2 separate regions of the Mus musculus genome follow, and region 1 is linked to region 2. Evidence: chromatin loops called from intact Hi-C (ENCODE). Cell type or tissue: left cerebral cortex. All regions are shown on one strand. Each heading gives the region's core, and the rest is flanking DNA. Links, peaks and the distances in the headings are about the cores only. Region 1 has its middle 230 kb from the start of 4930568E12Rik. Region 2 has its middle 52 kb from the start of Jrkl.

Region 1 (15,975 bases), core at 6,131-11,130, 320 kb before region 2:
AAACATGTCAAAACAAACCTCTCAGAGCCTCTCGGATGTTCTCCATCCAATCATTAATAATAAGAAAAACAGCAACCATCGATTCTACAATGTTGACTACTGTCAAATGCAGTTCCTGCTGTTAACTATGTATTAAGTACTTTAGTCTTAACAATTACTATAGAAAGGAAGCATGCTTTGTGCCACTGGATAATGCCTCACCCAGTTTCTTAAAGAGGAATGGACTTATGCCACAAGAGTGTGCTTCTGCAATATGCAGCTCAGCTTGCAGAATGACTGATCAAGCAGTGCTGGGCCAATGAGGACTGGATGGATGTCGGTGCATCATGATACTTTTGCACCAAGCTGGGAAAACTACAAGATTTTAGACTTGGTGATCTCTGAGTCACTCTCTGAAGTGGTTTGAGGACTCCTTTATAATTTTATACAAGTCCAGCTGCCCTAATGCCTAATCATTCTGTTGCCTTTCCTATTCCAAGAGCACACCATACAGCATCAGACATGTCTTCTGCCCTCACTTCCTGGTCAGAATTTCATGTTGTTCACTCTTGATAAGCACTGACATGATTCTGATCATCTGTGCAGCTCTAAGAATCAGGTGCCAGACATTAATGTAACAATGGCATACCCTAGTGATGCTAAGGTACATGATGCTCAGGAGATTTTGATCCTCACCACCCCCACCCCCACTGAACACACCATGGTAAACATGTTGTCTCCTCTCCTGCCACATCTGCCTCTATTTGACTTCACATTATGTCTTTTAATACCATCCTGAAAGTCACAGTAAACTTAATTGGATTTAGAGTCACTATGTGACAATCTGACTAAAACAAACATCCAGCATTGTGAGGACCTTTCAGAGAAGGGTCACATGAAGGGGAAAGACCCACCATGAATGTAGGTCAGAACTGTTACATGCTCTGACCACTCTGACTGACAGGAGGGACAAAGGTAGGAGAGTACCTGTATTCCCTATTCTCTGCTTCCTGACCTGCCACGAACTCTGGCCAAGTCAGCTTGACAGGCTGAGAGGCTTGGAAGCTACTCATGAGGCAGAGTTTCATGGAAACTCACCTCCTGGAGTCTGGCGTCCTCTCTAACCCATACATTAATATTCCATTCCCGAGTTAGTCTGGTGTATGGATCCATGTGTTCTCTTTTAGTATTATCCTATTATAAGTCTTTTAAGATTGAATTCTGACATAGCCAAGACTTCACCAGTGTTCCAACGTCCTAGAAAATCCTTGAGCAGACCATGGGCTTGGAATTCAGTAAGAATGTTGCCTATTCAGTGACATTCAGAATTGCCTCTGGCATTACACTATCACTTTGAATAAAAGCTAGGTCACTGCCCTACAAGAATTTACCATCATCTAGGAAGAAGGAAGTTTGAGACCTAAGGAGGAACCAGACTAGATACTTAGAACTATAGATAGCTGAGTTACACCCATACACACGTATTTACAATGGCCTAGCGGGAAGGTAGACTATACAATAGACTAAAATAGGAACTAGGGCAAGGGCACAAAGCCCTTGACCCTGGCTTCTAAGATTAAGTGAATCTTAGGTGGAGCTCTTGTTGATCCCAGTTGTTAACAATGAATTCTATCCCAGGTGGTTCCTGTTAGACCTTCTGTGTTTGTATTCCTCTGTTTTGTGTAAGAATCCAGTAACCTCTTTGTACCTTGCTGGTGTGTCACCCAACTTCCCTATTTTCTTCTGTATAAAAAGTTTGATGCTCGATTTGACAAATTACATTCAGATTCTACACAACCTCTCCTGTGTGCATCTGTCTGTCATTCCATCCAACGCTTTGCCCACCTGCTCCAGAGACCCGTTCCACGCAGACAAAGGGATCCAGAGGGTCTGCGGCACTGACCCACAATGACAAGAATGTTCTACAATGCTCACAGATACTCATCCTCACCCTGATGTACTGAAAGTCAAAAACTATGAATTGAAATCAAGCTTTCCTTCCATAAGTTGTGGCTTTCTTTGACGATATAAATGGAATACAAGTGATACAGAAAATTATGGTCATCACTGTACTTAAATCTAACCCTGTGATTCCCAGACCATCGGAACTGTCTGTGGGAAGAATAAGACTTTGGAGATGCATGCTATACAGGAAATGTAAGTGTAGCTTAATGGGTGGTTCTGTGTGGTACTCAAAAAGTGAGACTAGAGACTAGCAAGATGACTCTGTGCATAGAGCCAGGCCTGACTACCTGAGTTCAGTCTCTGAAAATTTCACATAATGGAGAAAAAGCCTGTAGGCTAAGTGGACCATGCCACCAGACAGAACTGGTAAAGGTAAGTGACCTCAGACCCTGGTATATCAGACTTGAGATCAGCAGGAGTTGAATCAGTTCCAACACATTTCTGTACCTGCTCTAGAAAATGTGACCACAACACTGAAAGGACCATAGACAATCGGTCACATAAGGAAACACCTGGATTCTCTCCCCATGAAAACAAAGCATCACTAACATCTCAAACCGAGCAAATAGGAATTACCTACCCTTAAATCCCAACCCACTCTTCAGTGTTTATATAATACCTGTCCACATAGAATAAAGCACACAAGTTATTTTGCTGAGGATCATCTGAGATTGCCTGTTTTTACTGAGCTTTAACACTTGAGGAAAAGTTCTCTCTCATGAAGCATTCAACACTGGACCTTAACCTGCCTGGCTGGTCAGGCTCATGCTGCCAAAAATACCACCGATGCTGCCACTTCTGCTGGTGATCCTGGCACTGACACAGTAGCGGACTAGATATGAAGGTCCTTGGCTACATTCCCTGTGCAGGCTGCCCAAACCTTGCCTCTCGTCTAAGAGCTGTAATACTCCCAGCATTCCTGATAGGTCCAGAGCTTCAGTGGATGCTATTCACCCTAATTCTGCTTTGCTTTCTGGGAAGACAGCAGACAACAAAGAACCTGGTCCCAAAACTCTTCTCTGACTTCTACACACGTGCAGTGACATTCACATGGCCACATACATAGAGGGGGGCAGTGGGGTTCAGGAAGGACAAGAGGATGGGAGTGGATGGGTGGGAGAGCACCCTCATAGAGGCAGAAGAAGGAGAGATAGGGTAGTGGGTTTCCAAAGGGGAAACCTGTAAACAGGAAAATATTTGAAATTTAAACAAAGAAAATATCCAAGGAAAAAATTTTAAAATTAAAAAAAAGAAGAAAAGAAAATATTTTAAAATTAAAGTAATTGTTTAATAATAAAAATGCAATAAAAAAACTGAAATAGAAATAAAAACATAATTTCTATTTTTAAATGCTCAGGTTGGCCATATTACTTCAAGTTGAAGATATGGAGATTATAACCTTTGAAGATACTGGTGCCATTAAGCAGAAGTTGAGAACTTCTCACTGGGATGATGATTAAATTCTACCATGGCAGATTCTGATGTCTAAATCACAAACACATTTGAAAGATTGTCTCTTGAGAAATGAGCACTGCTAAGTTGCCTTGTTTGCACAAGGCCACCTGAGGAAGTGCTTTTCAGGATTCAGCTGCCCAAGCACACAGAAGACACAGCAGCCATGATAAGGATCCTTCCCTACTTTTTCAGCATATGATGAACCTTATACACCATAGCAGGCTGGTTTTGCATATTTGCAAAATGGAACAGTTGCTGTGTCATGCAGGCTTGCAGCTACATTTTAAGGATGATTTAAGAGGCCAGACAACGTGTAACATGGTAGGATTCCCAGCAGGGAGCTCTGAACGGGGAAATAAAATGGACACTCTATAATCGTAGAGATGCTAAAAGTATAGAGTGCTCCCAAAGACAAGAGAAGTCTGCCAGCAAGAGGTATGCAGGCTGCAAACATGAAAGCCATAGGGAATAGCTGCAGAACCCTTCAGAACGCACACCATGACAACAATATTCTAGACACAGCATTCATTCTAAAGAGGTGTCTGCTTTTACTTTATAGTCAATTCAAAATACATTGTGTGAGTTGTGTGTTTGAGTGTGTGTGTGAGTGTGTGTGTGTGTGTGAGTGTGTGTGTGTGTGTGTGTGTGTGTAACAATGAAAGAAGAGGTAATAAAGTTGAGAAGGAATGGAGGAAATAGACATCTGCATTTCTGAAAAAAATGATATCAGTAAAGTCCCTTTTACTGATTATTCTAATCTGTTTAAAAATTGAAAATGTTTAGTAATTATTTTAACTGTTTAAAGTCTTCATGTCAAGGTTTCACATTCCTTCTGTTGTTACTTCAATGTTGCCTCCTTGCTTTGCTTTAGGATTTTCTAGGACTTCAGTCTTTATCTCAAATCTCTAATCATTAGTGACACCATGTTCTCCTTCTCTTAAGTGATAAAGGACAGCTCGAATTTAACTGTGATAAATTCCCTTTCCCTAGACAGTGGTCCTTTGTTAGAGAGAAGGCTCTGAGTATATTTCATAAGGCTTATTATTTCCTTTTGAGACTCACAGACTTTTTCTATCTCCAGCCTTGAATCTGGTATGGGTTTTTAGAAACACAAAGCTCTTGCCAGCATGATGCTACTAGCTATAAATAAGGACAATTAATTTTAAAAATTGCTAGGAGAACAAAAAGCTTCTGTAAGAGGTTAAATTTATTTTACAGATTCTAGATAGATAGTTGTCTAAAGAGAATTATGATCTAGGGCAGCAGGGTTAGAGAGAATTTTACAAGAAAATAGAATGGCAAGATATTCTAATGCTTTGATGCTTTTACATATTGAATTACAACTCAAAACACAAACCATCAAGACAATAAGCCAGTTTTTAAAAATGGGATAAGGAATTTTAAAACATTCTAAAAAATACAAAGAGTAAAGATATAAAAATAATTAATATATTTTATAATAAAGGAAACATATTAAAGCTTTTGTTATATTTCATCTCACCGCAGCGACATTAACCATCATCAAGTGCAAATGAAGAGCTGGAGAAACATCTCAACAGTTTGGAATATGCTGCTCTTGCAAAGGTCAAAGTTCATTTTCCAGCATCCATCTTGAGTGGCTCACATTGGCCTGAAATTTCATGTCCAGGAGATCAGAAACCCTCTACTTTGGCCTCCGTGGCACATGCATTTACGTGCACATACCCTCACACAGACACATACATATTCATATACATAAAAATAAATCTTAGACTTTGTGTACACAGCAGGGCACACATGAACTCATAGTAGCACAAGATCTGTACAAGCTCAAGCCAGAGAAAATCCCAGCATGGAGAAGGGAGACAAGCATGAAGTCTCAGCACCAGGCATTTGTAATTGATAGCTTGCTGGAAGAGGGAAAGTCAGTTTTCTTTAACAGTGCATTCTATGGTAAATTGTCAGTGTTCTGATGGAAGGTCATACATTGAAGAGTGTGTGGGAACCACTAATTGGACATGATGGGGTTAGGGGATGATATGGCTGCATATTAGGGAAAATATGTGTATTGCTATGTGTGTTCATATATTTGAATGCTTGATCCACAGCTAGTGGAACTGTTTAGACTAGATGTATTCTTGTGTAAGGAGGTGTGTCACTAGGGGTGACTTTTGGAGGCTAAAAATTTAAGCCATTCCTAGTTAGCTATTTGTGTTTCCTGTTTGTGTATTAGATGTAGGCTCTCCGCTACTGCTCCAGCACCATGTGTGGCCATGTTCCTGGCCATGATCATGGTCTCTAGCCTTCTGAGACCTTGAGTACCTTAATTAAGTGCTTTCTTTTATAAGTTACTTTGATAATGCTATTCTGCCATAGCAATAGGAAAGCAACTAAGATATCAGTACAGATTTAGGGGAAATTTAGGGGAGAGCGAATACAAAAATACATTGTACAAAATTCTCAGAGGAGTAATAATTATCTTTATCTTATTTGAAGACAGATTTAAGATCAAACAGATCCTGGCATGCATGTATTAATGTAAATCAGTGAAGCAACAGACAGCAGTCTGATCTCATGATGCTGAAGAGGCTCTTCCACAGTACTGAGCAATAAGACCCTGAGCTTATACCCACAGCTTTATTTCCTTCCAGAGAGACACCTGAACAACCATGCTCATTGCAATTTAATTCACAATAGCTAAGGAATGGAACCAGCCTAGACGTTCATCTACTGTTAACCTAGTAATGAAAATTGGTACACATACACAATCAGTTTGTTTGGCCATAAAGAAAATGAAATTATGAAATTGCAGGTAAGTGAAAAGAAGTGACAGAAATTAAAATGAATGAGGTAACTGAGGACCAGAAAGACAAATACCTCATGTTTTCTTTCATATGTGGATCCTTCCTTGGGCTTTTTAGACATATAAGTCTAATTTAGAATATTGTGCAAACCAGAAACTACAATAAGAGTCACTAGGGGTACATAGGGGAGAGGGAATAGTAAAACATAAGCAAAAATGGAAGTAGAGAAGGAAAGTGCTGTGGGTGAGATTAAGTAAGAAGAGTCCAGAGATGGCAAAGATAGGGGATGGGGGAGGATTACCTAAATGTGTGGATAAGCTATATAAAAATATATTATCCTCTAACCCAGTTAAATCATAATTTTCTTGAATGGGAATTTGAAGGAAGCTGTCCCCAACAGATGTAGCATGCTGCTCCTAAAACCTTTCGGTTACTAAGCAAAATTCCCAGTGCCTAGTGTCAAACACATGAGTTGTTGGTCATAGTAGTCCCAGAAGTTTCTAAAACAATGTAGGCTTTGACAGGAGTTACTAATTATTAGAGAAATGAAGTTAAATCTGTGTGAGAAACCTATTCCCTGAGTGCTAGCTTCCATGGTTCCAGAAAGTGCTATGGAAGAGCCAGCTGTGAACCACATGTTTACAGACAAGATGTCCCCACTTGTACAACAGTGGCATGATTGTTAAGGGGACAACTACTGCTTTTTCATTGAACTTGAATTTGAGCCCACCAGAGAGGACTAATGCCTGCTAATGTAAGCCTAGCCAAACACATGTGGATAGGGAATTAATGAGCCCTAAAGAGAACACTACTGCTATTCAGTTAAATTAACATTCTAAACATCTGCTTATATAGACAGACAAGTGCTACTCTAAGCATTAATCAGACAAGCCTATTTTCACAGTGAACAGCTGTAAATGCAGAGTCACAGCTGCTCAAGGTGCTCACAAGTGATGGCTGAGTGCTCACCTCTAAACAGGACTGTAGTGCTTTCATGTGGTGACCAATATTGTCTCCATAGCCCACCTGGTGGCACTATTTTGGTAGTTTGGGAGGTGTGGCCATGCTTGAAGAGATGTGTCACTTGAGCAGGCTAGAGTTCAAACACTGGAACCATTCCCAGGTTCCATGTGGCTTCCTGATTGTGGATTAAGATGTGAACTTTCAGGCTAATGCCTTGCCATGCTTCCCTACCTTGACAGTGATGGGCTTTAATCTTCCTTGAAACATAAAACAATTAAGCTCTTCCTTCTTTGTTTTAGTCATGGTGTTTTATAACAGCGATTATGTATCAAAAGATGGCCTAGTCGGCCATCACTGGAAAGAGAGGCCCATTGGACATGCAAACTGTATATGCCCCAGTACAGGGGAATGCCAGGGTCAAAAAAAATGGGAATGAGTGGGTAGGGAAGTGGGGGGGGGAGGGTATGGGGGACTTTTGGGATAGCATTGGAAATGTAATTGAGGAAAATATGTAATAAAAAAATAAATTAAAAAAAAAAGCAACAACAACTAACTAATACAAGGGAACACTATGGAAGAATGCAAACACAGGAAGATCAAGAGAGAGCTTCAAAATGACCATTACTGGGCATGTCACAACCATGGCAGACAAGATCTCAGAGCAGCTGCTGTTACCCTTACAGTGCCTGCACAAGACTGGGGACTTCATGGACTGGGGAGGGGCCTCTTCTTGCTGCACCATGACTACCAATACATTCTTGGAAATGGGGAATCATTGTCTTTGATGAGACCACCAAGCTGCAGAGGCCAGTTCCAAAATCAGGGTCCACAGATGGCCCTGGTTAAACTCAATGAGTCAAAAAATAGTTTAAAAAGGCATGATTGTAAGAAAGAGAAATGGGATTGACCAAAAGGAAAGGAAGACTAGAGAGTCTGGGAATGAGAGTAATTACAGTGTATTATATACAAGAATTAATTTTTAACAAATAAATTTAAATGAAATAAAATAAAATGAATTTAAAAGTATAATGAAAAACAAAATGAGATAAACATCAAGTAACAACATAAGGTATATGCATTTACATATTGCTGTTATTCTATCAATATTTAATTTGTTCTGTAGAAATAAGGCCCACTGTATTATAAAAAATAATCAATTTTCAAGTTTGTTAATCCTTGGAGATCATATCTTATTCTCAATAAAATATCACCATCTGGTGGTATGAATTCTAAACTGCAGGCAAAAGATCCTATAGGATTTTACAAGTAACAGAATTATCCCATATTCAAAATGAAATCTTATTCAAATAGACCAACTACTTTGGTAAGAATGAACGATAATTTTGGAACACCAATATGAAAAGCAATTTCAGACAGGGATATTCAAAAGACTTTGCACCCTGTTTGCAAATCCTCATGGCAAAGATTAATAGAAAACACATAATCTACATTGTATGATCTATATTGTAGTTTCTGTACAGTATGATATAAGACCCTTTTCTCCTTGTGGTCCTAGAGATGGTTTAATGATCCACACTTTGAGAAACAGTTGCCCTAGGGTATACTTGCCATAGGGCAGTTAACAGGTAACTTAGACTATGTTCATGATATGAGTGAAGGGAAATGACTTACATCTGTATGATTTCAGCTCTGCAGATACAATGATGGCTACATATGCTCAAGCACACATCCTTACATAATCCACAGACAGGCCAAATGTGGGATGTAAAACAAATCAATAGCAAAGAAGTCAGAAGCAACACAGGTATTGAGCTTGAGAAAACCTGGAGCATTGGAATTGTCTTTCAGGGACATCAGGATTGTAAATCAGGATTTACAATCACAGTACACAGTAACTATACAAATGCAAATATCATGGAGACAATTAAACACATAATTTAAATGTTTGGCTACAAGGGCAGTGAGAAATATACACCTTGGTACACCAACACTGATTAACGGTATTTAAAGTTTAAACATTTGTCTGACCAAGTAAGTAAACACTTCCACTCCAGACAGAATATCTACAAATGGGACTCCAAGACACTTGGCATCTTAGAAGTCTAGAATTGTGATAGAACACAGTGCTGGTAGTCTGAGTCCAAATTACAGTCCACTTTTGTGTAAACTACAAGCTAAGAATTTCTTTTAAAGACCTGCTAATTTTTATCTGCATTAGTATTGTATCTGCACGTATGTATATGCAGTCTGTGAGTACTTGATGCCTTCAGAGGCTAAAAGGAGGCAAGGAATAATCTGGAATTAGATGACAGGTGTTTGTGAGTTGCCATGTGGGTGCTGGGACCTGAACTTGGATCCTCTACCAGAGACTCTTTCTAGGCTAAATCACTTTTTAACAGACCTATGTGGTAATGAACAAAGCACCAGTAATGGCCACAGATGCAGGTGTTGATTGTGAATACAGATGCACATATTGATCATAGCTATAGATACAGGAGTTGATCATAACCACAAATGCAGGTGTTGGTCCATAAACTAGTTTGTTATGTAGCCATTTGCAGAAAACACTGTTGGCAGCTTGTCTAGATGTTAGATGTGACTAGAGCATGACATCTTCAACTCAAGTGAGGCCAGATCTCCTAGAGGAGGGAAAATCATGTCAAACACTGGGCCTTGTGGTAGATAAAGGAAGGTGAGGAATTTTGAGCATCACCAGAGCCATGATCAGTACATTACTGAATCAAAACTTGACTGGGCTATGAGGAGGTGGAAGCAATAATAGATAGGACTCTTGCAGAGTTTTCCTGCATACAAGATCTGAAAAAACAGTGAAGGCATTAGTGAGTTTCTGCAGTGAAGAGGCACACACACACACATGTACAATCACACATTGATTTCTATGAGAAACATGGAATTGGGATGCACTTTTGTGATGCACAATGCAGAGAGAATGATAATATACAGCTTCTCTTGGGCCAGTGAGGGATAACAGGTCTAGTCATAAGCATGAGCCTTGAATGAGCAAGGTGGTCCTCCACAGAAACATGAAGATGCCCCTTGGAGGAAGCACACCAAGGCTGGAGTCTGCACATTTTGCTTTCTGGAGGCCTCCATTTTCTTAGCAAGCAACAAGGTCAAAGGCTATAAAAGTGGATAAGAGAAGTCATGGTGAAAATTTGAAGCTAGTGTATACAGAGATTATTTATTTTGTAGAGGGAAAAAGACAATAATTTATAAATACAGTACCTTTGTCCTCCAGCCATGAGGGTTAATTCACAAAACTTAAGAGAAACTGCAGGTGAAAATAGTTCACACAGAAGAAAGGACTGGGCAGGCACAGAGCTTGATTGGTGTTTTGCCAAATGTATACATTAAATCAAATGTAGCAAAGTATTTGAATGGGCTGAGTAATTGTGCAGATAAATCATGGATATAATCTGAAAGTGATGCAAGGGTCTGCCAGAGCACATAGCATTTCATTGACACATACACAAGGTATGAGGAGTATACACACTCTAAAAAAATGGAGAAAACACCAGAAGGGATTTAAAAAAAGACTACAATAGAAAATATGGACACCTACTAGCAGGTTGTTAAGAACAAACATTGGGAGGGATATGTAGGCAAAGAGAACAGGAAATATGTTCTTAAAATGAAAGAATGGAAGATGTGTTACAGAGTGCAATACAGAAAGAATATCTCTGTTCTTTCCTGGAATTCTGTTCTGTCTATGTGGCTTACATAGTAAATTCACTCATGTTACAGTTCACATCAATGCCTCTGAATTGGTGGAATGCAAAATATTTTTTTTCTATCTTGAGAACCCAAATAAGATCATTAGGAATCAGAATTAAAATAGTAATTGTGAGACTAAGTTTTCAAACCAAAGAATTATTCTGATTAAGCACCTGGTAGTAAAATTCAAATTTACAAGTGCAAGAGAATGAGAAATGGTTTAATGAATAAAAGGTGAAAATGTGTCACAGGTACACAGTAGACAAGAGCTCAGCTTTATATCTCATAAAAGCATGTCTTTACACCAGGCATCAATTTGTGAATTCTCTCACTAAGCCCAAAGCCACGCTGCCATCTTTCTGAGTGCTGCCTAGGGGTGAATCCTTGTGGAAGAAAGGCAGAGGAAGGCAAGCTTCCTCCTCCTTCACAAACAAGTACAAAGACTACAGTGAGGACACGGGCCTTAAACTGGACCACTCTATATGAACAGAGAGCCCTGAATAATAGTTAGCTGTGTGAGTGAAGAGTAATAAAGAAAAGCTAATGAGACTCATTTATTTCACTCTATTAAAAATAACCATCGAAAATTGACAATTATAAAGAAGGCAGCTTAGCCTGAGTATGTTTGTCTATTTGCTCTTCCCTTGTAAAGACAGGGAAAGAAATGAATTTGAACTTCAGTGGGCAGAGCATACCAGAACAGGGGGAAAGAATAGAGCAGCAGAATTCTGTTAGAACCAGAGCTCCCTCTCTGCATTCCATCCACATTCCATAACTGGGGATGGAAATTTCTGAGGGAGACATGTGTGTCACCAGCAAGACAGAAATCAGTGTCCATGCTAGCCAGGTTCACAGACTGTTTCTGAAGCAGTGGCTGCAGCTGCCACCCATCAGCGTCTTTCTTGTGCCTGGCAGTGTTTCCTTTCCTGCCAGGCAGTATGGAGCTTCTTCCACCAACACACCTTCTCCACAGTCAGTTCCCAGCTGTGGGCACTATTACAGTGTTTTAGTTTCCACTTGAATTTGGAACATTTTAGCTTCCTGTTTCCTGGGTCCTGCTGAGTCTTTACACATGCACTTACATAAAAAAAAAAAAAAAAAAAAAAAAAAAAAAAAAGGCTCTAGAAGAACATGAAGAAACAAGCTGTGAAGGGAATCTTTGTAGTCCAGCCCACGTTGTGTTTTTACATAAAATTCCATCCTGCATAACAGCCATGAAACATGGTACCACATTTTAAACATTTCCTGTGATTAATGAAATCAATTTATGAAAAAGACTCAGAAATTCATCTGGGAAACAGAAACTTTGATACAAATTTTATGAAGTCAAAGATGTTCTCCTAGACTCTTCATTAGCCTGAAGTTAGAAAATTTTTATTAAACAGTGCTGTATTTCCATTTTCTCCCTTTTTGAGTTATTCTAAAGGAAAAGAGAGAGAGAGATTAGCGTATTTTTCACCTAAGATTTGTTTCTCTTCCTGCGACAGACACAAAAGGGTCTCAACATGGTAAGATCCCAATTTATTGGCTTTGTGGCCAAAGGTTGACATAAACAACAGCATCAGCTCATATCGAATCTAACTTCTAGATAATTCTAGGAAGAATCCACCTGTTCCCACTCCCAAATGATCCCCTGGACTTTTATCCACTCTGGTCTTGCAATTATCCTTCCTACACTGCTCCTTGTATTTTCACATTAAATAGATTTAGACTAAACATGAGAAATTATTGAATGCACATTATCTGTCTAATTCCATCCTAACACTTTCCCATGTATCACTTGGCCATGATCTTAAAATACCTATTGAAGAAATGACCTCATATATTAATTATATTATTATTTTTTGAAACAAAAGAAGCCATCAGAAAGATGAAGAAGTCTCCCAAGAACTCACTAATTTCAGAACCCAACCTTTTCCATGAAGGTATTAATCTGTCCTATAAATTTATTCAAACACTCTATTAAATATTTAAAAGCTACACACATGTTATCCATTGAGACAGTATATAATTAATATGTTTTTTCAGTTTTTATAGACAACATACTTTTTCCATGTGTGTGTTATGTTTAAGATTCTATTGTCTTAGCAAAATTCTTTTAGAACCAAATCTGAAGTGCAAACCTAAGAGTTCTTTGGAAAGTCAGTTGTGTTGGATAGTGTTTTGCTGGGGCAAACATGTGTAGGAACATTTCCCTGAAACAGACACAGGTGAAAGTCTGTTATGCTAACGCAAGCACGTGAAAGGATATGTAACAAAGGATTCTTTGCTTATGACCTGCATGCATTGGTCCACCTTACACTGTATAGTTGAGCTGCATTTGTTGAGACTCCACAGAAAGAAATGCATAAAAACTTTTGGTGGTATGTTGGCAGCTCCTTGCAGCATCCATGGACTCAGGCTGATTAGCAAAGTGATGTCATCAGAGACAGACTCACTTGCTGAGGCCAGACACACGGGGAGGCACGATCCATAGAGGACAAATGATGTTTGGAGGGAGTATGAGTAGAGCAAGCTGTGCAAAGCTTATTTGTCACATGCCTTTGCAGATCTTCACTTTGCTGAGAGGAACAGCCTAGAACGTCTCCCAGTGTTCCTGTTAACCCTGGTCCCTCCTGCTCATTCGTCCAACTTGGCTGAGGATGGGATGTTCCTGCTAGGCTGTGCCACTGCCCCTGCTGACCTGCAGAACTGCTGAGCTGAACATTTCCTGACAATGCAGATGGGATTTGCTCCAAAGACCCATTTCTAAACAGGTCCATTTCCCCGTATCTTTTATTTTCCACTATCTCTGGTGGAAAGTGGGCTAGAAGGGAGATTAAATTGTTTAATAACCATCATTAAAACTGAGCTTTGAAAATTTTAAAACCAGTTATCTATTTTTCCCCAAATTAATAATTATTAAAGGTTTTTAAGTCTTAGGAAAAACTTTTTGACCCTACGGTCAGGTATTGGTAAGTAAAAATGAGAAAAGAATAATACCTCCCATATACAACACAGCAAATCTAGTTGAGTAAAATATTCAGTAAGAAGAAGGCTTTTTTAAAGGGATGATAAATATCAGAATCTACATGGATACACTTCTATTGAAAATTTAATTATATCACAGTATCACCTGTACCACTTTTAAATGTTAAGGAACAGTTTTGGCATCAAAGAACTTAAGATAATTATTGAATAACTTACTATGTATGAAAAAATCAAATAATTTAAAAGTATTAAGCTAATAAACAAAATCCTCTTCATTAAAGAACAGGTCATTTATTTGACTGCTACAACAGAACTTGAAAGATACCATTCCTTAGCACTAAGTGGCAGGTTTTACTAATTAAGAATCCCTTGTTTTGCATTTGTTTTCTAAAATATTTTAAAGGTAACAAAAATTTTAAAGCATATCTGTATCCACTTTTGCTATTGTAACATAAGGCTGTATATAAAGTACATAATGAACAGAAATTTATTGGCTTGTGAATCTAGATTCAGAAGCACTTGACCAAAGGATTAGTATCTGTCAAGGGTCAACTCATCCAATGACAGAAGACAGGAAGGGCAAAAGACACAGACATAGAGAGACGAAGATTGTGCAACCTTATTTCTATGAGAGTTTCACCACTCTATTCACAAAAGCAGGTGCCCCATGTTCTCCATAACTCTCAAAGGCATCTTCTCAGTGTAGCAGCCGCCATTAATGCCAACATGAGTCTTAGAACAAAGATTCAGATCCTAGCAAACTAGACCAGTCAATGCAGACTGAAATCAGATGTTGTAAATGGGAGGTTCTGTTTTAATTGAATATAATTATTAGTGTGATTTGTGATACTACTGTAGAGTCTCACCTCCAGGCCTACAGCAAAAGAAATGCAGAGGCTTGCCTCTCCCTCTACTTCCATTTCTTGAGGAATCAGTACATGCTAGCTGGGCCCAGCCTTCTTCACACATGCCATACCTTTGTATCAACATTGAATACCCAGAGGTATTTATTCATAGAAACCAACTGACCATGGGGAATCAGGTAAAGTGTCTTCTCTCCCTTTCCTGTCTACAATTATAAATTGCCCACTCTCATCCCCAGCCCCTTAGTAGACCACAAGAAGGGGTCTGGTTTTCGTCTTTGAATCCAGATCCTCATGACAGATCCAGCCTTTCTCCTTCCTGTGTACTCTACCAGTCACACCCTCCCCTCTAACCCTTCCCCATTCCTTCCTGTCAGCCTCTAATACATAGGAACTAAAAATGCATTCTTTTCTGGACCCCCAGTGACAACACATGGCAGGGGCTCAAAAACACTCTCAACAAGGCAATCTACACCCACCACATGCTACTACAATCCAGAGAGGACAAGAGAAATGAAGGAATTGGACACCGAACAAATGTAAGATCACATGACAACATCTAGAATGTAGAAGACAAGAACTAAGAAATTATGTTTTTTAAAAAAATGAAAAAAATGAAAATAAAGCATACCCAAGCCTACAGGACACATTGAAGAGAGTTCTAATGGTATGCTCATAGCACTAATCACCTGCATTAACAAAATAAGTAAAATAGAGAAAGTCAAATTGAATACTAGTGACTTGATGGCACACCTGAAAGATCTAGAACAAAAATAGAAAAAAGAAAAAAAGAAACAGAGTTGATTCTATGAGAAAATCAATAAAATCAATAAAATTAAAAAATCCTTAGCCATATTAACAAAAGATGAAAATAAAATTAATTACTAAGGCTAGAGGCAAAGGGGGGATATATAGAAGATACCAAGGAGATTCAGAGAATCATAATACTTTAAAGATCAGTGTTCTACCAATTGGAAAACCTAACCAAAAAAAAGAAAGAAAGATAGATAGATGTTGGGAGCTATTAAGACAACGCTTTTGTCCTGATCTCTGAATTGGGCCTCTCCCTACCCCCCCCCCAGAAGAAAAGGGGGTCAAAAGCGGGCCACCAACACACCGTTCCGAGAACAACTACAGAATGTTCCAGCCCTAAGTCATCGCCAATGTCCTGACCACACCCTGATACCACCAAGTTCCTGCTTCCCCGTGTAACTGCCTAAAGAAAAATTTCTACTGCCCCATTCTTCCTGATGAGAAGTACTTCCTCTTTTGCTTGTGCATTTAAGCCTTGAGCCTTGCTG
Region 2 (15,975 bases), core at 7,386-12,385:
AAATTCTCAAGATTCTACTTTTGTTGTCAATATGAATAGAGGATCGAATGACCATTCCTCTCAATAGTGAAATCTAAGAAAACAAATTCTGTTCCAGGAAGAATGATGTGAAAGAGAATAAGTCTTACTAGGGAGATTGCTGAGAGTAACATTGTCTCAAGGAAGGAGATGTGACAGAAAGAACTCAGTTGGTAAGATGCTTGTGAACAAGAATGAGGACAGCTAAGTTCCAGCCCAGAACCATAATAAGATTCCAGGCATAGTGATGCACTCCTGTAACGATAGCACTGGAAAGTAGACACAGGAGTTCCCTGGCTCTAGGGGGCTTTGCCAGCAGCTAGTCTAGCTGAATCAGTAAATTCTAAGAATTCTAAGTCAGGGAGAGACATTGTCTCCAAAAACAAAAAACAAAAACAAAAACAAAAAACAATGTTGACAGAATCAAATTACACCTAAGGATGACCCCTGGGCTTCACACATATGTACACACACACAAACACACAGAGGGAGGGGAGACAACAATCTCTTAATGCAAGTCTAGTCAAAAGATAAGTTTGGGCTAGAGAGGACAGGTGGGCATACACTCACTGCCAGCAACAGCTGAACATCTCATATGAAGAAGAGTACTTCCTCTGCGCTAAATACATTTAGCACTACTGTAATAGACCAAAGAGTACAGGCAAAATTACTCCCAAGGTCACTGGAGTCAGCAGTCACCCTAGCTAAAACTTCAAAATATTTAAAATTTGTCTTGGCAGCTATCTCCTGCCATTTCTGACTCTATAATTTTTCTACAGTTTCTCTCCTGTCTTCTTTAAGAGTGGTTTTTATCAGTGGCCATTAAGTGCAGGGTGCTCTGGTAGAGATACAAAGATGAATAAGTCTTGGGCACTGACCTCTATACACCCACTCCCTAAACAGCAATAGTACAAAGTGAGAAATATCTAAGACAATAGAGCTAAAGTGTAAAGAAAGAAGCTAAGTTCTGCCAGGGCATCATAGAGAAAAGAGAAGCATGAAAGAATCAGTAGGCACTTACGTCCCAGAGAGTAGGAAGAAGCAATCGAGGAAGAACCCAATGGCGATGGGTGTGCCTGAGAATCAACCATGTCCTATTGCACATCTGGCACAGAAGAATGGCACACTGTAGGGCAAGAAGCATAGCATGGGGGAACATTGTTGAAGTCACCTCATGTGTGACCTTCAAGTATCTGGCCCTAGTCCCACCACATCTGATGATGCCAGTGATGGCATATAGAGCCCATAGCTGTGCCAGTCTATAGCACTTAGCAGGATCCTCACCCAAATGATCACTGTAGGATCCTCACCCAAATTGTCACTATAGTATCCTTGCCCAAATCCTCACTGCAACTGAAGTGTCCAAGACTTTGGACTATTCCTCTGTTATTAGAAAAGTGGGCGAGTTTTTACAATATTTCTCCTTTTGAGACATTGTCTCCTGTATGCCACCCAGATTGGCCTCAAGTTCACTATACAGCTAAGAATATCCATGAACTTCTGATTCTCCTGCCTCCCCCTCCCTTGTGCTGCTGATCAAATTTGTGGATTCGTGTATATTAGGCCACTACTAGGCCAATGGAACTACATCTCCCAAGTCCTGTCTGGTTTTTGTTTTTTTATTTTTCAAATAAGATTTATATTGATCCCAAGGAGGGAAATGTGGTGGGAAATGTTTTGTGGGATGATTCTGCCATTTTAGGTTACTCCTAGATGTTATTCACCATTCCCTCTATCTATCCTTACTTCTGAACTAGAGTAACAGATCTACTGTGCATTTACATGCCACTAGAGGCCACATCAATTTTTAGAGGTGTTCAAAGGACTTTTATGTACCACTGCAATGCATTCACAAGAAATGTGTTCATATGTCAAATACATTTCTAAGCCTATGATCTGAGCAAAAACAAACTCAGCCTGAGACTCTGTATGTTACTGAGACACTGCACATTGTCTCTACACATATTTTCCCATGTAGGCAAGCAATTGTAGGAGCTGGTGAGATGATGCCCAATTAACTAAAGGGCAGAGGAAGAATATTCAAGTTAACAAAATGAGAGATGAAAAGGCATCAAGAAAATCCAGAGAATGATAAGAACATATTTTAAAAACCTGTACTCCACAAAATTGGAAAAGCTAAAAGAAATGGATAATGTTCTCAATAGATGGCACTTACCAAGTTAAATCAAGATCAATATAAACAGGCCTTCAACCCATATTGAAATAAAAGCAGTCATTAAAAGTCTACAAAGAATCCAAAGACCAGATGGTTTTGGGAAAGAATTCTACCAGTCCTTCAAAGAAGAATTAGTGCCAATACTCTACAAATTATTCCACAAAATAAAAACATAAGGAATATTGCTCAATACATTTATGAAGACACAGTTGTCCTGATATCCAAACCACAAAAAGACTCAAGACAGAGATATAGTAATAAAAATACCATGTTATTGACACAAAAACAAACATGTCAGTCAATGAAATCAAGTTACAGACCCAGATAGAATTCTGCACACCTATTGACATGGTTTTTTTATAAAGAAGCCAAAAACACACAATGAACAAAAAAAATAGCGCTGGTAAAACTGGATGGTTTCCTACAAAAAAATCCAAGTATATCCATACTCATAACCTTGTACAAAACTCAACTCCAAATGTATCAAATACCTTAACATAAAACCACATACACTGATCCGAATAGAAGATAAAGTGTGCAATCGCCTTAACACAGGAAAAGACTTTCTGAACAGAACACCACTTCCACGGGCACTAAGATCAACAATAAATGGGACCTCATGAAACTGAAAAGCTTCTGTACAGCAAAGGACACCATCATTCACTCAAAGCAGCATGCTCCACAATGGGAAAAGACTTTTACCAACCACACAGTCAATTGAGCTCTAATATCTAAAATATACGAAAAACTCCAAAAGCTAGATAACAAGAACACAAGTCACTGAAAATGGAGCACAGTTCTAAACAGAGAGTTCTCAAAAGAGGAAACACAAATGACTGAGAAACACTTATGCTTAATATTCTGAATCATTGAAGAAATGCATATCAAAACTACCCTGAGATTTCATCTTTACTCATCAGAATAGCAAAAATGAATGAAACAAATGACAGCTCATACTGGCAAAGGAACATTCAGTCACTGCTGGTGGGACTGCAAATTTGTATAACCATGATCAAAATCAGTGTGAGGGTTCCTCTAGAAGTTGGTAATTGATCTGTTTCAAGATCCAGCTTTATCATTATTTGACATATACCCTCAAAGATGCTTCATCCTACCACAGGGACACTTGCTTCTATATGTTCGTTGCTGCTTTATTCATAATAGTTAGAAAATGGAAACAATATAAATGTCCCTCAATGGATAAAGAAATTCAGTACATTTACAAAATAGAATATCACTCTGTCATTAAAAGAAAAAGAAATCATGAAATTCAGAGGCAAACAAATAGAAATAGAATAAAAATCATCCTGGGTGAAATAACTCAGACACAGAAAAATAAATTTGCTTCTATGTGGATATTAGCTGTTAAGTCAATAATAGTCACACTACAATCCCTAGAATAACAGAGGTTAGATATAGAATATGGGACTTGGGGAGACAGATAGATCTCTCTAGGAAAGGGAAATAGAATAAAAAGTTATAAGTAGATGGAGGGACTGGAATGGGAGAATCGAGTTGGGTAGGAAAAAGACAAGGGGGTCAATGATGGCAATACAGAGCGGGACAACTAAAATTAAGAGCCACTTGAGAGGTAGTGTAGAAACAGTACTAATACAGTAGCAGCTTCCAAAAATATATGCATGTATGAAGAAAAATCTAAATAAAATCTGCAAATAACTGGGGAGAAAGAGCACCAACTGGATCTCTCTTACTATCAAGCAAAGCAAAGCCTGAGCTACATCTACATTACTGGAACCCCTAAACAAGTCAGGCTCTTGCCAAGATTATGGGTCTCCACAAATGACAGCAAGGTTCTATTTTTTAAAACAACGCTTATCCAATACATGTTATTGAATGTGGAGCACTCAATCTGGTGTCTACATAGAATCTTCACCACTGACATCTTTGATACAGGAAGGTACTCTGCATGCTATGAAAGGAGAAACCTAAACACCAGCCCAGCCACATACTGTTTGATCTACAGAAGTGTCCTATCTAAAGCATAAGTTAGTGCAATGATGAAATAAAGCTTGTGTAACCAACCAATATCTGAAAAGATTTAAGGCCCACTCTAGGAGATGGAACCCATAGCTGACATTGCTTGGGTGACCAAGAATCTAAAACTTGAGAGTCAGTAAAACCAAGTACTACTGTTCAGGGAGAAAAAAGACTCCTAATGACATTCTCCTTTGCTCAGCCATCATCAGAGAAGCTTTGGAGCTTTCTCCTGAAGCAGATGGGAACAGATAGAGAGACCAGCAGCTGGACATTATGTAGAGAATGAGAGATCTTGGAACAGTCAGCCATAAATGGTATGTCTCCATCAAATCCCCCTCCCCCAAGACTCAGGAAACCCTTCAGACATGAAAGCAGAAAGTGTAAGAGCCAGAAAAGATATGGACACCAAGAAAACGAGGCCCTCTAAATCAACAGGATGGACACACATGAATTCACAGAAACTGTGGCAGCAAACACAGGATCTGTGCGGCTCTGTGCCACAAGGGCCCATGAGCTGGAAAGAGAAGAGCACACATGCCCCTTCCCTAACCCAGCAGCTCTCTCCAACTAATAAGCACTTGCAATGGAAATTTAGTTTTCACCATGGGAGTCTTAACTAGAGGAACAAACTACCTTAGGGATAGGCTGCATGCCCAATACTAGATGGCCAACAGAGCAAACTCAAAACCATCATTGGAGGTTTTTTGTCTCATAACACAGTGTCAAGGCTTTTTCTGTTTGTTTCTCTTTTTAAACTTTATCTCACTTTTTATTTTTATTAAAATAAAAACACAAGAAAATCAAGAATAAAAACCAAAGTGTGGATACTTCATTCCTCCTTAGAATAGGGAACAAAATACCTATTGAAGGAGTTACAGAGACAAAGTTTGGAGCTAAGATGAAAGGATGGATCATCCAGAGACTACCAAACTCGGGGATCCATCCCATAATCAGCCACCAAATGCAGACACTATTGCATGTGCCAGCAAGATTTTGCTGACAGAACCCTGATTTAGCTATCTCGTGTGAGGCTATGCCAGTGCCTGGAAAATACAGAAGTGGATGCTCACAGTCATCTATTGGATGGAACACAGGGCCCCCAATGGAGGAGGTAGAGAAAGTACCCAAGGAGCTGAAGGGGTCTGCAACCCTATAGGTGGAACAACAATATGAACTAATCAGTACCCCAGAGCTCATGTCTCTAGCTGCATACGTAGTCGGCCATCATTGGGAAGAAAGGCCCCTTGGTCTTGCAAACTTTATATGCCCCAGTACAGGGGAATGCCAGTGCCAAGACGTGGGAGTCTGTGAGTAGGGGAGCAGAGCAGGGGGAGGGTATAGGGAACTTTCGGGATAGCATTTGAAATGTAAATAAAGAAAATATCTAATTAAAAAAATGGCCAAAAAATGTCTCTGTTTTTACTCTGCACATCCTTTGAGTTTACAATTTGGTATTTTGTGGAATTCCTGAGTGTGTGAACAAATGAGTCTCTGCACCTGCATATGTTTCATGTGCTTTTTCTTGGGCACTTTTCCTTCTGTTTGTTTGTTTCCTATTCCAATGTATTAGTTTTGTATTGTTATACCATATCTTTTCACATCATATCATACCATATCACATCATATCACATCATATCATACCATACCATACCATACCATACCATATCATATCATAATCATATCACATATTATGCCATATCATATCACATCACATAATAACATACACATCATATCATATCACATCATATCATATCACATCACATCACATCACTTCATATAATATCACATAACATCATATCCTATATCACATCCCATCGCATCACATATCATATCACATCCCACATATCACATCACATCATATCATTTTATAATTCCTTAGAAGCCTGTTTGTTTTCTAGTGTGGGTCGGAAACAAGGTGAATCCAGATGGGAGGGGAGTTGGGGACTACTTGGAAGGAGTAGAGGGAGGGGACATACTATTGTTAGTAGAAGGGAAAAAAACTTCCAGCACGGAAAATTGTTTTTAAGTATACCTGATTTTTTATTAGATATTTTCTTTATTTACATTTCAAATGTTATCCTTTTTCTTCATCTCCCCTCTGAAAACCCTCTATCCCATCCCCCTCCTCCTGCTCACCAACCCACACACTCCTAATTTCCTGTCCTGGCATTCCCCTACACTGGGGCATAGAGCCTTCACAGAACCAAGGGCCTCTCCTTCCATTGATTTCCAACAATGGCATTCTTTGCTACATATGCAGCTGGAGCCATGAGTCCATCCATGTGTACTCTTTGGTTGGTGGTTTAGTCTCTGAGAGCTCTGGGGGTACTAGTTGGTTCATATTATTGTTCCTCCTATGGGGCTGCAAATTCCTTCAGCTCCTTTGGTCCTTTCTCAAGCTCCTCCATTGGGAACCTCCAACACAGGAATTTTAACATTAAAAGACAATTCTACAAAAAAAGGAATTGATTTTAAAATTTTTTGTTTTTAAAAAATTTTGTATTTTGTACTTCTATAATTCAGTTAACTCAAAACAACTGAAACCACAATCACAAAATTATGCATAAAGAGACATTAATATATATTAAAACTCATTTGATTTGGTTCATTATTCCACATGCAGGATACTTTAAAATGATTCAGAACAGACATATAATAAACTACCAAGGTGAAGAACCCTGCCTGGATGTTCAGTTGAGAATACAAACTATCATTTTTCAAGATATGCTCTGTCAATAATACATACACAGTTCTCACTAGAAGTGTACTGTGAGCCAACAACACCAGTAACCTTATATTACTTTATAGAATTGTCATTTGATTTTGAATTTTATGTCTTGGAAGTTTTAACATGAGCAAACATTTATTTAAATGAGGTAACACATTTTATTTGGCATATGCACTCAGATTTCAAATACAACCTGAAAGTTCCAGGTACAAAGATGAAAGTCATGGGTCCTTGTGCTTGTGAGGCAAGTGCTGAACAAATAAGGCTGTCCTCTAAGTCTTTGCACATGTGCTTTTTCCTTATATTTTAGTTAAAGCACTGAGAGCCAGTGAGAGTTAGAGCTGGAGAGATGGCTCATTGATTAAACACTGGTACTGAACTTGAAGAGAACTCAAGTTCTATCTCAAGCATTCATGTATAGCAGGTTACAACTGCCTATAACTCCTTCTCTGGGTGATATAACACCCTCTTCTGTCCTCATTGGACACTGCACTCACTCAGGTATAATACACACACACACACTTTTAAATGAAAATAAATAAAATATTTTCAACAAAAAGGCAATGGAGGCTGAACCAGCTATGCTAGACTTGTGTCTTAGGATAGTGGGGTCAAAGTAGTAATTTCACCAAGATTGTGCCATTTGGTGACTTTGACTGTAACCACTTATCGCTTTTATCATTGAAAGCAGTTTTATGTTTGAAATATGACATAGGAGGTCAACATTTTATATTTCACAAGCAGTCATCTCCCATATTTTTAAAGTTGTTTTATGTATGTGAATACACTGTAGCTGTTTTCAGACACACCAGAAGATGACATCGGATCCCATTAGAGATGGTTGTGAGCCTCCATGTGGTTGCTGGGACTCAAACTGAGGAAGAGCACTCAGTGCCTCATACTTATTTTTTAAAAGCTTATCATATTTAGGGAACCACAGAAGACCACACTCCATAATACTTCTTCCAAGTATCTGCCCAGCCAAAGTCACAGCTCGTCCAGTGAAGCATCTGCCTCCCAGGTTCCAGCTGTTCAGTAAAGCTAACATGCTGATCAGCTCTTCAGTTTCCTTAAGGTTGTTTTTTTTCACCACTTACAGCTCATCCCACTTCCTCACACCTATTTCTATATTAGCTTGCCACATAAAAAGTATCCATAAAACTCTGGTGCTTTATAAGGATAAATAATTCCTTTCCCAAGAAGCATGTTGGTAATTACTAAATAGCTATGAGGTTATTCACTGTTTGTGATGTGCACTTGTGTGGAAGAAGAAATGAGAAGAAGGCATTATGTCAGACTTAAGGCCTCTCTATGATGATGAGCCATTGTTGCTTCTTCATACATCCCACTGGGCATGTTCGTTCAACTTGATGGCACTGGTATTTGGAAAACTTTTCCTGGGAAGATGCAACACCACACACACACACACACACACACACACACACACACACACACACACACACATTCACTTACCCCAGAAAGTAAACCCATAAAAGACCAAAGTAATGATGGCACCAAAGTCCAACTTAGAAAACTAATAGTTTTTTATCAGGGCTCCTAACAGAAGTGTGGGTGAGAAAGAGTTCACTTAGAATACTATCGACTCCACAGAAACTGTCACACAACAGTGGGTGAGAATTTCCTCAATAGGGAGAAAATGCAATCAGTGATTTCAAACAATAGAACCTAGCATGCACTTTACTGAAAAGGTAGACTAAAAAATCTTGGAGTTGGAGATCTGCCAGACCAACCCTGGAGAAATACAGCAAGAACCACAATTATGTGTTTGTGCATGCATGTGTTTGTGTATATGAAGGCAAACACTTGTTCATACATGTGAAAGCCAGTTGGTGACATCAATTGTCATTCTTGGGAAGGCCATCTGCCTGCTTTCAGAGTCTCTCACTGGCCTGGACTTCCTCAGTGGACTTAGGCTGGGTACCCAGGAAAACCCAGGGATACCCCTGTGCCCACCTTCCTTGCCCTGGCTCCTGTTATAGTACACGCCGCCGCCACACTAGGTGTATTCATGTGGGTTCTGGGTGTTAAACCCAGGTCCTCCTGGCTGCATGGCAAGCGCTTTAATGACTGAGTCACTCCCTCAGCCCTAATAGCAAGAATTTTTATAGCATTATTTATTCATCACTGAGCAGAGAAAATATAGGGATCTAATCTACTCACTGGCTTAGCTATGAAATATCATAAGGTATTAAAGTGATCAATAAAAGTCACTAGAGAAGTAAAACTATATTGAAAGAAACATACAGTTTCTTAGTTTCTTACTTTGCTTTGAGAAAGAGAGAGGGGGAGGGGGAGGGAGGGAGGGAGGGAGGGAAGAAGGGAAGAAGGAAAGAAGGAAAAAGGAAAGAAAAGAGAAGAAAGAAAGGTAGATAGATATAGATGATAGAGATAGGTAGGTAGGCAGACAGGCAGGCAGGCAGACAGAGAGACAGACAGACAGACAGACAGATAAAATTTAACAAATCTTTCAAGCATTGTGGGGTTTTTCTGATTACTCCTAAACAATCCCAGACTTCAGTTAAATGAACTGTTTCCATTCTAAGAGGAGCCCTTCTCGCTGAAGGCTTCAGAAATATAAGCGAGTAGAGATCACCCTCTAGTGGTCACTATAGCTTGATGCTAAACAATAAATCCAGAATTCGCGGTAGAGTCTGCATTTGGCTTCTTTAACCAGGTCTCTGGAGGGGGAGAAGTTGGATTTTTTGAGAATTGTCTATATTATATTAAGACCTCTTTTTCTGTGTCCTGAATGTGTCTATTTGAAAAATCTCAAGCAATTCAATATTCTTCACATAAAAAATAATGATATTAGTTTTGATAGTCTAGAGCTATCAAAACATATATTCGATTTTGTTTTTAGAATGGAATAAAACTTTGCTCCAGGCCAAGAGCTTGGATAATTTGCAATTTAGATCTTGTTTGTATTGATCACAAAAGGTCAGTGCAATATCAAGAAGAAATATCTAAGCAGTTTCTAACTCTTAATATTTCCAAAATTATAGTTTATTAGTGAAGGCCACAGCCACCCCAGCTTTCTTATCAGTGAAAATCAGATGGCATGTGTTAATTAAGAATCTCCACGGCGATGAAAATGAGTGGCACCACTGGGGACTTGCGATGGATGTGTGAGTTCGCAGCGCCCTCTATTGGACAACATACGGCTGATGCGGGCTCTTCCCCCTCTCCACCCCAAAAAATCCCACTAAGATGGCTAGGTATCTTATCCCATGCAGACTGCAGGATGAGGCCTTATATTAAAGCATTAAAAGTAGAAAGTCATTGAAGTTTATTGTATAGGTATGGATTGTTTTCAAATGCCACGCTTTTCTTCCTCCTTCAAATGTCATTTCAAATATGACTGTTTCTGTGAGACATTAGAAACTGTTAGAAAACAAGTCTTGAGAAAGTCTAAAATCTGACTTTCCTTTAATGCACCTGGATGGATTTCTTTCCCTCTACATACCTAGAATCCAAGCCACATAGAATGTTTCTTAAAATATCCCTATACTCCCAAAAGAAATGCCTTCGCTGAATGATGAAAGCATTAAAGTTTAGAATCCTGCTCTAATATTAAGATGGGGTCCTCTCCCTCTCCTTTCCCTTCTGTCTAATTCCTCTTTCTCCTCCCTCGCTCTCTAGCACTGAGAATGGATGGATCTGGTCTTGGCAAGACTTGATCCTTCTCCTGGCAGACTCCACTCACTCAACTGGAATCATGCCTTATGTATCCCATGCTTGTATGCATCACATGCCCCTGTCTGTCTATTTCTATCTCTCTATCTCTATCTATCATTTTTCTATCTATCTCTCCCTCTCCCTTTGTATGTCTCTCTCCCTCCCCTTCCCCTCCCCCTTCCCCTCTCTCTGTCTCTCTCTCTGTCTCTCTCTCTGTCTCTCTCTCTCTGTCTATCTATCTATCTATCTATCTATCTATCTATCTATCTATCTATCTATATCTATATCTATATCTCTATGTCCTACAAACTCTCTGAGCTATGAAAGGCCTCAATTCATGTCTCAGAGCTCTAGAAAAAGGGGCAGAGGGCTTTTTGTTAGTGAAGAAAGAAGCAGCCTAACCTGCATTCCACTGAGTAAAGCGTCTCCACACTCAAATGACTCCCTTTTAAGACCAAAAGATGAAAATGTTTCTGGCTTTCCATAAAGGAAATGTGATTGCAAATCAGCAGGTCCTTGGATAACTTTCTTCTATGACAATGTTGTTATTTAATTTAGCTCAGCCACTGAAGTGTCTGCTTTATAAACATGAAGATATGTGTTCGAGCTGGATGCACTGGAATTGCACTGGAACTCTGCCCTAAGTGGAACAGTGACAGGCAGGTGGATCCCTGAAGGTTGTTGACCAGCCACTCTTAACAATGAGTGAGTTCCAGGTTCAGTAAAAGATCCTGTCTCAAACCATAAGGCGGAGAGCAGTAGAGGGAGGAACCTGACTTTCACCTCTGGCCTCTGACCCCTGACCTCTGAATGTACATTCCCACACATACCACCCATCCTTCCTGCTGAGTCTCTACAGAACTGAGCACAAGTGCCTTCACTGTTAAAAGAAATCTCACTCTGGAAAAAGCAGAGATGATAGCCCAAGGCTTTAAAGAAACAAGGCTTTAAAGAAACACTGGCAATGTCTAAATAGTACATTTAACTTGATCAAGAATGAATTATCCTTCATATTTTCCTCCATACAGTATATAAGACCTGCACTTATGATTACCATGAAACAATAGAAACAACCAACAAATTTGGAAGATCCATCAGAAAACAGGAGGCAGCCTTGAACACAGGAAGTACAAAGAAGCAGAGGCCAGATCCTTACCATTGACATAAGACCTCTAGGAAAGGGCCTGACTATGTGAAAAGTGACTGCATGATTGCCATCCTCTCCCAGCGGCAACGATGAAGTTATCAAATGCTGCATTTAATAATAAAGAATGTTTTAAAAGTACTTTGTAGGCCTGCACACACCTAAGCCAGGTGGTGTCAAGATACTATAGAAGACCTTCCACTTGCATTGATGGACAATGATTAATTATCTTAAATTCATCACTTGAAATATTAACTGGGAAACTAAATCTAATTTACTGTGAATTTTAAGATTTATTTTATTAGGCTGGAAAGATAGCTCAGCAGTTAAGAGAACTAGATTTGGTTCCCAACCTCCACACAGCAGCTTACAACCACCTGAAACTCCCATTCTGGCTTTCTAGCACCCTCTTCTAAACTTCATAGGCACTAGGCACATAGGTGGTATCCACGCATACATACGGGCAAGTAATAATACTCATAAGTTAAATAAATGTAAAATTCTTTTTTAAATAAAACATATTAATTGTATCTATTGCACATGAATGTGGGTGCCCAGAGAGACAGAACCGGCATCAAGACGCCCTAGAGCTGCAGTTACGAGTGGTTATGACTACGGTGCTGGGAACGTAAGCCAGGTTCTTTACAACTGCTGCGGTCACCTCTCTAGCGCAAGCCTCAGAATTACCTAATACTTTCTTAACAGTTCATTTGTTTACAAAGCGTTTGCTTATATTTTGTAAGTGACTTTCAAACAAGTTGTTTAGAAAGCAACCTAGAAAAGTGGGCCCATGATTGCCTACACACACACACCCTTAGGGTAGCCAGAACTAGTCTCTTGACTGTCTCCAAATTCATAGTAAGTTCCTAGGTTCTGAGTATCCAAAGAGAGTGGAGAACCCGGTATTGGTGACACTGGTAATGGTTGTTGACCACAAGGATAGAGCTAGATTTGTGTGTTCCTCCACTAGCCATCTTTACCAGCTATGAGCTTCCTTTGGAGATAGAGAGATGGCTGAGCTGTTAAGTGTTCTTTTTAGATGACCCAGATCAAGTGGCTCACAACATCCTGTGACTCCAGCTGCACAGGATCCTACGTCCTAGTCTGTCCTATTCAGACACCTATCCATGTGTATGTACATACATACACATACAAATTTTAAAAAACTTTGTAAATTTAAATTTCTCTTTTCCACTATACTTTTAATTAGCACATGATATCAATGTTTAGAAACATGCACTCGCTGTAATGTTTAAAGCAAGTTAAACATATCTATCTCTATGATAAGCTGTCAATTTAATTGACATATAGGGGGTTAGTGAGGCCAGCTGTAGGTATGTATATATGAGAAGCCATTTCCAGAGAGAATTCATAACAAGGGAAACGATCCCTGAACATAAACATCACCACTAGTTAGGCTGGAGAGCAAATGGAAAGACAGAGAAAAGTTGAGGTTTGCTGACCAGACACGGAATCCCTCCCGAGGGGGCTGCTCTGTTGAACCACACCCTCCCTTCCATGACAGAGTAAGAACTGTGAAGACATGAGCTGAGGGAAATCCCTCAACTTACTTTGATCCCACAATAAACTAATATAACACAGCAAGTCAGTACCAAGAAGAGAAGTTATTTCACAACTACCCAGCTATGTAGTTCACAAGTCTAAGACATGGTATGTGGTGGGAGGAGATTTGAAAAAGCTTAAAGATGCAAGTTAGAAAGCTATAATCCAAGCGTAGTGAGTGGTTCTAGAAGTTGGTTCAGAAGACTAGAGTAGCCAGGCAGTGGTGTCGCACGCCTTTAATCCCAGCACTTGGGTGGCAGAGGCAGGTGGATTTCTGAGTTCGAGGCCAGCCTGGTCTACATATTGAGTTCCAGGACAGTCAGGGTTATACAGAGAAACCCTGTCTCAAAAAGAAAAAAAAAAAAAACAGAAATGTGGACAGAGATAATGTCTCAAATGAGAATAAGGAATCTATTGGGAACTTGACTGGAAGTTATTGATGATTTTGACAAAAGCAAGAGTCCACTCTTTGCCCATGACCCAAGGTTGCCAATTCTCTCCATTTAAAACAGCAGGTTTGTTAACTAAGACAACTGTTAATTAAACTCCATTGCTCCAAAGGTAGCATCATGCAAGAGACTCCAAATAATGACTCATACATATGTGTGCATTTGGGTGTGTATACATGCATGCAGGTATGTGTAAAGGTCAGGTGAGGGTGCAGATGCCCTGGAGCTGGATGTACAGGTGGTTAGGAGCTGCCCAATGTTGGTGCTGGGACCTGAACTCCAGCCTTCTCCATGGGCAGTGTGTTCCTAAACATTGAGCCATCTCACCAGCACCTTTCTTGAGTCTTACTAAAGTGAATCTTATGAGGAGGAATCAGTTTGAAATTGGTTAGTTGTTTTGTTCTATTTTAAGAGCTTTGGATCAATGCAAACAATGAGGCAGGCATTGAATAAACTGGCAGTCCTGGTTGGAATGGTGAAGCTGTCTGTTTCCACTTGGTCCCGGGAGTGTTTAAATTAAGGACAAGGAGTGATACTAGCCCTTCGATATAAACAGGGCCGAGGAATGCTGATGATTTCAGCTCTCAACAGCCACATCATTGACTTTGGCCTTGGGCCCAAGTTACCCATAAAGCCCTGGCTAACAATCACAAAGAAAGAGAACTGCACACATTACTGTAGTGTCTATCTCACTGTTGGTATTAATAGCTTAATAGCTACCACAAATAGCTGGCAATTTAATATATAATATTAAAAGAAAAAGTAAACAGCTATGATTGTAGTAACATTCAACTTGGCACAGATGGAAAGTAAATGATGGAAGGTTAAGAAGGTAGTTCCACGAATTCCAACTGAAATCTCTAAAGCACGAAAATCAACACAGCATTCTACTGTTGCTGAGCATATCATGCATCTTCATCTAACTTCCCAGAGATATGATGTGAAATGTTTCCTGGACTGCCTTTAGCCACCTCACCCACAGTGCTTTACATCCAGTAAACATCCAAGTTCCTAATTCATGCTACTTTCTCAGACCTTTGAAGACAATGTTCCTCTGTCCACAGCACTGGAAACTCCTTGTCTTGCCCTAATCTCAGGATAAATCTCATTATCTTTTCATAGTCAAATATCATGAATTTAGGAAAATTGTCATGATGTTCCACAACTACAGGAAGTTGTACCTGGCATTGTCCCATAGTACTCCATGTGCATGTGGTCCTCTCAGCAGACTTCACTTGGTCTCACAATTATGAGCAATTCCACTGTTAATCTGCAAAATATCAGGAGCTACAGTCTTTGCCTTGTTATCCTGGGCTTACCTAGTGCATCAACATGTGACCAGTGGTTAGTCTTCTTAAAATGTCTACCGAGTACCTTCAGGGAGTTCAAACTTCCCACAAGAAGGATATTAACTAGAGTGAATGGGTTTAAGTGAATTTTCATAGTGCAATAATGATATTTAATTGTGCAATTTGTTCTTTGAAAATTTTTTAAGAATCATTTATGTCTAAACAAGACTTGAAGGAACTTTCTGAATTGTCATAAACAATATGGAAGAAGTATTGACTCTTAGAAAAACTAAGTTAGCACTTTGTATACACCATTGTAAGCCTGTAGTTCTCTTTGTCAACCCCAAGAGTCAATTCTAATTAGGGCAGATTTAGGCATTTAGCCACCCAAGCAAAAGAAGTGACAATATACAATTTGGAGGATAAATCCCTTAAGCTACTAGAAATACTATCGATACTAAACGATCAATACACCTATAGTGAAAAAGGAAAGCCCACACACTAAGAACCATGACATAGACCTGAAGCATTGTGGAAGGACTTCTGGAGAATAGTATAAATCTCTCAATGACCTGTCAGAGGGTTTTAGTCTACTAGACATTCCATTAAACAACCAATCCCTAAATCTATTAATATACACAAAATCTTTTATAAATGATAACATGCACTGGCATTATGAGACAACTAGTTTAATATGCAGTGGCATTAGGTCTTATTTTTGAAGATGATACAGTTTTCTGAGCATGAGCATTTCATAGCTAAAGATGCAGAGAAGTTCTGCCACTCCCTGGCTCCTCTTGGGGTTTGGCTCTGGTACCATTGCTATGCAGGCACTAGTGTATCTGTTTTCCCAGTAGGAAGGGCTCAGGGGGAGAATAGCAATTATATGTGACTTTCTTAATATCTGGAATTGG

What was found. Hi-C counts contacts between places; a loop is a spot of excess contacts. Peaks named below come from ENCODE experiments on the same cell type or tissue, not always from the same donor. Only the 100,000 strongest peaks of a DNase experiment are listed, where the experiment ranks them.
Region 1: a loop joins it to region 2, with 6 times the contacts of the local background. A loop is called at or near these places in 7 of 42 quality-filtered maps.

Annotation. Positions count from the first base shown.
Region 1 is chr9:12,868,371-12,884,345 of GRCm38, forward strand. No RefSeq gene overlaps it. Among named protein-coding and RNA genes, the nearest start is that of 4930568E12Rik, 230 kb to the right of the region's middle. In left cerebral cortex, for the core only: a CTCF peak has its summit at 8,377 (motif pointing left); a DNase peak (open chromatin) is centred at 8,381.
Region 2 is chr9:13,185,912-13,201,886 of GRCm38, forward strand. No RefSeq gene overlaps it. Among named protein-coding and RNA genes, the nearest start is that of Jrkl, 52 kb to the right of the region's middle. In left cerebral cortex, for the core only: CTCF peaks have their summits at 9,531 (motif pointing left) and 10,103 (motif pointing left); DNase peaks (open chromatin) are centred at 9,528 and 10,067; H3K4me3 peaks cover 330 bases.